Regions from separate parts of the Mus musculus genome. Here region 1 is linked to region 2. The links are chromatin contacts, found by Hi-C or POLR2A ChIA-PET in ENCODE. All regions are on one chromosome and are shown on one strand. Each heading gives the region's core, a stretch centred on a gene start or an enhancer-like site at or near the end of the contact. The rest is flanking DNA. Distances are from core to core; before and after follow the strand shown. Region 1 holds the start of Scrib (scribbled planar cell polarity). Region 2 holds the start of Iqank1 (IQ motif and ankyrin repeat containing 1).

Evidence for each region. A loop is a pair of places that touch in the nucleus more often than their neighbours do. ChIA-PET counts read pairs that join two places held with the same protein, here RNA polymerase II (POLR2A).
Region 1: a map of CH12.LX shows a loop between it and region 2 (1.8-fold over the local background). The contact joins the promoter of Scrib here to the promoter of Iqank1 in region 2. A Hi-C loop is called at or near these places in 2 of 37 maps with a recorded cell type or tissue (CH12.LX and T-helper 1 cell). POLR2A ChIA-PET finds 5 or more read pairs at or near these places in 3 of 5 experiments (Patski and embryonic stem cell).

Annotation. Positions count from the first base shown.
Region 1 is chr15:76,068,273-76,072,068 of GRCm38, reverse strand. It overlaps Scrib (scribbled planar cell polarity), which reads left to right and starts at 2,285. Exons shown (of 36, transcript NM_001310543.1): 1 at 2,285-2,840. The coding sequence starts at 2,682. Puf60 (poly-U binding splicing factor 60) reads left to right here. Exons shown (of 12, transcript NM_028364.2): 8 at 116-329; 9 at 413-603; 10 at 752-887; 11 at 1,085-1,320; 12 at 1,442-1,887. The coding sequence ends at 1,741.
Region 2 is chr15:76,007,621-76,011,407 of GRCm38, reverse strand. It overlaps Iqank1 (IQ motif and ankyrin repeat containing 1), which reads right to left and starts at 1,539. Exons shown (of 14, transcript NM_001370920.1): 1 at 1,463-1,539; 2 at 1-72. The coding sequence starts at 68. Fam83h (family with sequence similarity 83, member H) reads left to right here and starts at 1,910. Exons shown (of 5, transcript NM_001168253.1): 1 at 1,910-2,034.

The DNA of each region.
Region 1 (3,796 bases), core at 1,036-3,535, 60 kb before region 2:
ACCAAAAAAAGAAAAAAAGTTTGGTCTTGGACCTAGAATAATTGTTCCGTGAAGTTACATACATACAAGCAGTCACCACAGGCCTAGGCTGATGTTTCTTCTTGACCTTCTTCAGGTGGGAAGACCCAGCAACATTGGACAAGCCCAACCCATCATAGATCAGCTGGCTGAGGAAGCTAGGGCTTTCAACCGAATATATGTGGCCTCTGTACATCAAGACCTGTCTGATGATGACATCAAGAGTGTATTTGAAGCCTTTGGCAAGATCAAGTCTTGTACGCTGGCCCGGGACCCCACAACTGGCAAGCACAAGGGCTATGGTTTTATCGGTGAGTTTGGGAAGGGCCAAGGAGAAGAGGGAGCCCGCCTCTTACTGGGGCTGGCTTTTCTCACTGCTCATCCTGCCCTGCAGAATATGAGAAGGCCCAGTCGTCCCAGGATGCTGTGTCCTCCATGAACCTCTTTGATCTGGGTGGCCAGTACTTGAGGGTGGGCAAGGCCGTCACACCCCCCATGCCCCTGCTAACACCTGCCACGCCTGGAGGTCTCCCGCCTGCTGCTGCTGTGGCCGCAGCTGCAGCCACGGCCAAGATTACAGCTCAGGTGAGAGCTGGTGCAGTGATGAGTGTGGACAGTGGGTGGACAGACCCACTCAGCCTTTGGGAACTGGCTCTTAGATGGTTTGGGTGGGAACAAAGAACTGACTGTGAGAACAGACTAGAAACTGACTCTGCTTGTCTTTTGGTTGCAGGAAGCAGTGGCTGGAGCAGCAGTGCTGGGTACTTTAGCCACACCAGGACTAGTGTCCCCAGCACTGACACTGGCCCAGCCCTTAGGGGCCCTACCCCAGGCTGTCATGGCTGCCCAGGCCCCTGGAGTCATCACAGGTGAGTCTGAGTTGATCAGGTTCTCTTCCATTCCTTTCCCCTCTCCTCTAGGGTCTGTCTTCAGCTTCCCAACCCATACTTACTTCGGTGTAATCCCTTGAATCCAGGACAGGCTGGCTATCGCCAACCATCTCTTTACTCTTTCCCAAACAGGAGAGTGTATGTGTGGCTATTAAACTCGGTTGGTTTTGCTGCAGGTGTGACACCAGCCCGCCCTCCTATTCCGGTCACCATCCCCTCTGTGGGAGTAGTGAACCCCATTCTCGCCAGCCCGCCAACGTTGGGTCTGTTGGAGCCCAAGAAGGAGAAGGAAGAGGAGGAGCTGTTTCCTGAGTCAGAACGGCCAGAGATGTTGAGTGAGCAGGAGCACATGAGCATCTCGGGCAGCAGTGCTCGCCACATGGTCATGCAAAAGCTACTCAGAAAACAGGAGGTAAGTAGGTGGGCTCGTGCCAGGCCCGCTCTCGGCGGTATGAATGTGAAGTAGTGGGTGATAGGTCGCAGCATTCAGGTGTCTTTCCCACAGTCACAGCAGTCAATTGTCTTTCCTACAGTCTACAGTGATGGTTCTCCGAAACATGGTGGACCCCAAGGACATCGATGACGACCTGGAGGGAGAGGTGACAGAGGAGTGTGGCAAATTTGGTGCTGTGAACCGGGTCATTATCTATCAAGAAAAACAGGGCGAAGAGGAAGATGCAGAAATCATCGTCAAGATTTTTGTGGAATTCTCCATGGCCTCAGAGACTCACAAGGCCATCCAGGCCCTCAATGGGCGCTGGTTTGGTGGTCGCAAGGTGGTGGCTGAAGTGTATGACCAGGAGCGTTTTGATAACAGCGACCTCTCCGCGTGACTTTGGCCTCATTTCCTGGACTTGCACTTGCCCCTTCCTTCCTTTGGGTTTTGTAAAGTGTTAACCGTGGTGTGTCCCTGGGACCAGGCACTCTGCCCAACCCACCCTGTAGTGTACATAAAGATGCAGATACCACTGGCCCTGAAGTCCCTGTGTCTGAAATTGGTCCTGTGACCCAAGCTGGTTGTGTGTGGAATGTCTTATCAGGGTTCCAAGGCACCAGGGACAAGGAGGGCGTTCAGCCTGCTGTGCAGGGGTGAACAGGAGGGACCGGGGTGGACAGGCCTTGCTTTATCTTCCTTTGTGGGGAGTGCTGGCTTGCAGCCTTGCTCACGTGGATAGCTCTGAGAGCTGTCTGGCCCTGAGATCTGTAGGATCCAGGACCAAGAGAGCATTTTGTGGGCGGGCGGGCATCTGAGTTGTTACACCTGCTAGTATGGGTTACGCCAGAGCGAGGCCGGAAATCCCGACATGCCCCGCGCGAGACCGCTACGGGTCGTCGGAGACGCCACGCCGCGTGGCCCTTTGGGAGCTGTAGTTTTGAGCAGAGAGGGCGGGCCTAGGCTTCCCGGCGGGCTGCGCGGCTGGGCGGTTGTCGCGGGCAGCGGCGGCGGTTCCGGCTGCGGTGCTGCGGGCGGATGAGCTGCTAGGTGAGCAGGCCGGGCGGGATGCGGAGCCGCCGCCGCGCCCCCAGCGCCTAAGAAAGCGCTGCCGGGTCAGGCCGTGCTGCCAGCTGTGTGCCGCCGTCGGAGCCTACAGCTCGTATTGAACGCGGGCCGAGCCGAGCGCCGACCCCGGCCACAGTCCGGGACCCGGCTGCCCGCCCCACCCCCGCGCGCGCCGCTCCGCCCGCGCTCGGCGCTCATGCGGGCCGAGCCCCGCCCCCCGGCCCGAGCCCGCCGAGCGCCTCCCGAGCCCGCGCTCACTGCCCGCCCGCATCATGCTGAAGTGCATCCCGCTCTGGCGTTGTAACCGGCACGTGGAGTCGGTGGATAAGCGGCACTGCTCGCTGCAGGTTGTGCCAGAGGAGATTTACCGCTACAGTCGTAGCCTCGAGGAGCTGCTCCTCGACGCCAACCAGCTGCGCGAGCTACCTAAGGTGAGCGGCCGCCGCACCTGCTGCCCCGCGCTCAGTTCTCGGGGTGGTGTATGACTTCTGGGGCAGCCGGCTGGAGCGAGATCTCAGCAGGCGCTGCCCGAGCTGGGCACCGCAACCTCCAGCCGGCCCTGCAGGTTCCTACTGGTCAGAGCCCCGCCCCAGCCAGCCCCACCCTCCTCCAGCCGCCGGTGTTGGCACCTGGTGGCAACCTGTCTGGGGACTAAGTAGATACTGAACCTAAAAGGGGAGCCAACAGAGAAGCCCATGAGAGCACAGGAGGAGGATGGGTCCAGGGTGCGAGACCGACCCGGGTTAGCAACTGTTAAAGCTAGTTGGGCTACTTTAAGGGTAGGAAGTTGGTTTTCTTGCACTGTGTTCTGCCTTCGTTTTGGGAGGAGAGGTTTGCAGTGCTGAGTGGGACTCTCCTAAGATACTTGCAGTGTCAGATCTATTCTGTCATCGCTCAGCGGAGAGCCCACCTTTCACTGTCTGTGTTCCTTCCTGTCGGGTTTGTTTGGGGTTTTTTTTGTTGTTGTTGTTCTGAGGCCACACTAGAAGGAAGGCCAAAGGAGGCAGGTTATGTAGGACTTACTTTTCTGAGATAGGGGACTCAGTGGTCTGATATTCTTGCCGGCTGGTGGCGTTGCGGGTGTTCTTCATAGACCTTTATGGTATCCGTGTGTGAATCTTGGACATTTTGCACTTGTGTTTCTCTCTGGTGCCTGTTGTTGTTATTGCTTTTTTTTTTTTGTTCTGTTTCTTGAGACAGGGTTTCCCCTTCGTAACCCTGGTTATCCTGGAATTCATTCTGGCTGTCCTAGAACTCAGAGATCCACCTGCCTCTGTGGGTACTAAAGATGTGCACCACCCACAACCCACCCCAGTGCTCTCTGGTGTTTTTATTGTTGTTCTCTCTTTGTTAAGCTCTTGCTGTTCATTGTTGGGGTTCCTGAAGA
Region 2 (3,787 bases), core at 290-2,789:
TTGGACCCAGGGAGGAGCGCCTGCCCCTTCCCTGATGCAGCTTTGGGCCCCCCCTTCTTAGTGCTCATTCTCCTGGGGGTGGGAAGGAAAAGTCCAGGGATGGTACATTCAGGAGGGCAGCGAACAAGGCAGTGGGAATACTGCCCCGGCCCTGGATGAACATGCAGCAGGAGCATAGACCTCCAGCATGTCCCCCAGCCAGCTTCTTGGTCCACCTGCCCGCCCCTGGTGGTCTAAGGATGTGCCCAGTAGCTCGAGGAAGGATACCTAGCAAGAGGATGTGTCCCTTTATGCTGGTACCCCCGTCCTCTACAATTCTGGATCTGCCTGTCCTTCTGTGTTCTAACACCATCCTCTAAATCGCTGGGCTAGAAGCTCAACAGCCTGAGCTCTGCGGACTTGCTTTCAACTACTGCCAACGTGGGTCTGCTGAACACAGCCCCTCCCCACCCGCAAACCCTCTTCCTTCTTGGCCTTGGGAATCTCTGCTGTCTGGTTCTGGAAGCAATGCCCTTCTCCCTAGTATACAAGGCAGGCCCCCCATTCACTCCTCTTGGAAGAACTTTCCGCTCCTGTTTTAGTAGGGTCTTCCAGTGCCCTAGAACCCCTCACAGGGCCAATGAATAGGAAAGCGGGTAGTGCAATCGCTGACTCCATACACTTATGTACCCACTAGGCTGGGGCCGCAGGGCTCCAGAGTGCATTTGGGGATGGAGTTAATGAAATGTTATCCTAAAAGTAGGACCAGAAAGTGACTGAAAGTAAGCTGTCTTACGGACAATGTTCAGGCAGGTGGCAGACACTGAGAATCTAGGACAGGAGAAGTGGTAGGTAGGAAGCTGGCTTGGACATGTGACTGAGTTCAGGGCACGGCATGCGTAGAGGAGTGGGTTGGAGGGAGGGCTGGGTAGATTAGGGCTCTAGGAGGAACTAAGTCCTTAGGTGTACGGGTGATGTGTTGGGGTCGATACAACCATGAGGTTCCCTGTCTGTAGAGGATCCAGTACTTGCAGCATCTTGGGTGCAGCCTCTTTTAATGTGCATGTATTAAGACGGGACCTTTGTGTCTTCAGTTGGTTTGCACAGGAAAGGATCAGTGGGTGCCAGGACCGACACTGTTGGAGCAGTTTAGAGAGTGATCCTCATGTGAGATGGGGACTTGGGGGGTACGATTGGTTTGCGGGATTCTGTGTGGCAGAGGGGCTTCTGCTGGCGGATCACTCCAGATTCCCTTGTGCCTGAGGGGTCCCATGGGTACGGGTGAGTGCGCAGGAACCTTTATGGTTGGGCAAATGAGTGGGGAGGTCCGTGGAGTTCCTATGCTGTCGGTCTCATGCGCGAAGATGAGCCTGCGGGGAGTGGACTGGGGAAACTAGAGGTGTGTCTGCGAACGGTAGGGCGGTCACTTGAGTGAGATGGGTACCCAAACACCCCCCCCCCCCCCCCCCGTCTGAGACCTCACCTGCCTCACCTGCCTCTCGCAACACAGAGGCCAGAAGCTCCGCCCCTCGCGTCGAGCTGGCCAGTTTCCTAGCGACTAAGCCGGAACTTCCGAGTTACCCCAACTTCCGGGGCGAGGGTCAGGGGTCGGCAGTAGGGGCTTTGAGCGATCGGTTTTCAAATAGGTTCAAGGGGCTTCAGTGTCCGGAAAGACGAGGCTCTAGAAATCCGGAGCGGCGCTGGCCAGGGTCCGGAGCGCAGCTCTGGGGCTCCACCAGAGCGCTCAGGGGTCGGGGTTGGGGTGTGGGCTGGGGGCGCCAGTGAAGCCACACTGGGAACCCGGGATCGCGGCCGGGGTCCGGGGCGCGGAGGGCGCAGGAATGCGGGCGCGTCGGGGTGGGGCCGCCCCGCCCAGGTGCTGCCCGGACAGGCAGGAGGCAGAGCGCGGGCGGGGCGGGGGCGGGCGCGTGAATCAGGCCGAACGGGCGGGCGGGCCGCGGCGGGGAGTGGCTGTCGGACGGACGGGACCGCGAGGCCGCTGGGCGGCGGTGGGCTCCTGCTGCCCCTGTGCCGAAACCCCGCTCACCTGGCCAGGTAGGGCTCCCGCCCCGGAGCGGGCCGGGCACAGCACGGCGGGGCGAGGCACACGGGACGGGAGGCTCGGGCCTCCGCGCGGTGCCACCTGGGTCTGGTCTCTGGACCTGGGCCGGGCGGTGCAGTGAGCGCGTGCTTTGGGACTGGGTGGGAGACAGGGAGACTGCGCTCCGGGGCACTGGGTGAGGGATTTTCCAGGGTCACGCTGGCAAGTAGGAGACTGAACAGTGCGATTCGCTCTGGCGGCCTAGGTATTGTCAGGACATGACCTGTACCTTTCCCGGAGCCTCTCCCCGAGCCGCCATGAACCGGGGTGTCTAGGGCTGGGTCCTTGTGTGGAAGGCAGGGAAAACTGGACTCTCCTAACTCCTGATCTCATATCCCTGGACTGGATCGGCAGATAAGATACCTGGCCTGGGTAGCCGCTAACTTCCTGGGGTACAGTAACACCTTTGGGCCTTGCAGTGCCTAACCTGAAAGCTGTATAATTCATCGACTTCCGGTCTTCCTAGGTTCTTCTTGTCCCCCACAACCCCAATCCTTCTTGATCACAATCATCCTGTCATCCTCTTTGTGTAGTAGCCTAAGGTCCTCAACCATGGATCCCCCTTCCAGACCCAGGAACACTACTACCTCCTGCCAGACAGGAGAGGAAAGGGTCATTTTCTTGCCCTACTTGTGGTGAAGGGCCTGGGGCTAGCTTCAGGTAGGAGGTCAGGAACAAAAAATTCCTGCTGAGTCACTGGTTTGGGTGGGATAGGCTCCTTCCTTAAGCAGGGCCCCACTTGGATAGGCAGATGTCAGTGAGCAGGCTGTTGGATTCATCGCTGATAGGAGTGGTCACCGCCCCGTCTATCGTCAAGGGGCGATGTGTACCAGTGAATGATTGTAAGGGCATTTAAGGTCGTGTGTGACTTCTGTGAGGTCAGGTACCACAGTGGCCGCTCAGGACTAAGGCCACTTCCCAACCCATGTGTCTCTGAGGGTTCTCACCACTGGCTAGACAGTATCAGTTCTCAGTCTTATACAAGGAAGTGTCCCCTCAGCGTGAGCATGCTAGGATCCCCAGGTAGTGTGGGAATGCTGCCTAGGAGAGCTGGCTCCAGTCTGAGACCTGTCCAAGCAGACAGGCCCGCATCAGACCCCAGGTGCTCTGCTTCCATCTCCCCAGAACAGTGTGCCACGCCTCACATTGCAGACAGGAAGGAAAAGCAACAGCCTTAGGTCAGGGCAATGCCCCAGAGGGAAGTCGGAGCACTCTTCTTAGGGCCAGTAGACATAGGAGTGTCCCCACCTCCAATCTCTGTCACACTTGGACTTGCTAATGTGTTACGCCATGCCCCTAGGGGTGGCAGACACTGTAGCTCCCTGGGTCATACACAGCAGAGTCCCGCTGGACCCCCAACGTCATTGAACAAGTATCCCCTAATACCAGAGCTGCCATCCTGTCAGCATCGCTGGCCCACTCCTCAAGGCACTCCTCCTCCTGGGCAGAAATACTTCCCTAGTTTGGACTATCATCCAGGAACCTGTGTGCTAGGCAGGGCAAGAGTCCCAAGCCATTTCAAACCTGTGGAGCAGTGGGGAATGGTATGAGCCTGCCCTAAGGCAACTTCCAGGCCAGAGGCCACCAGGTTTGCAGGCGTTTGGTTGTCACTTCTAATGCCTTCTTCAACCACAAGCTTCTGCTACTCGCACTCATGGCCCAGGGACCTCCTGATGTGGACATGAACGGTTTCTCGGGCACATACTT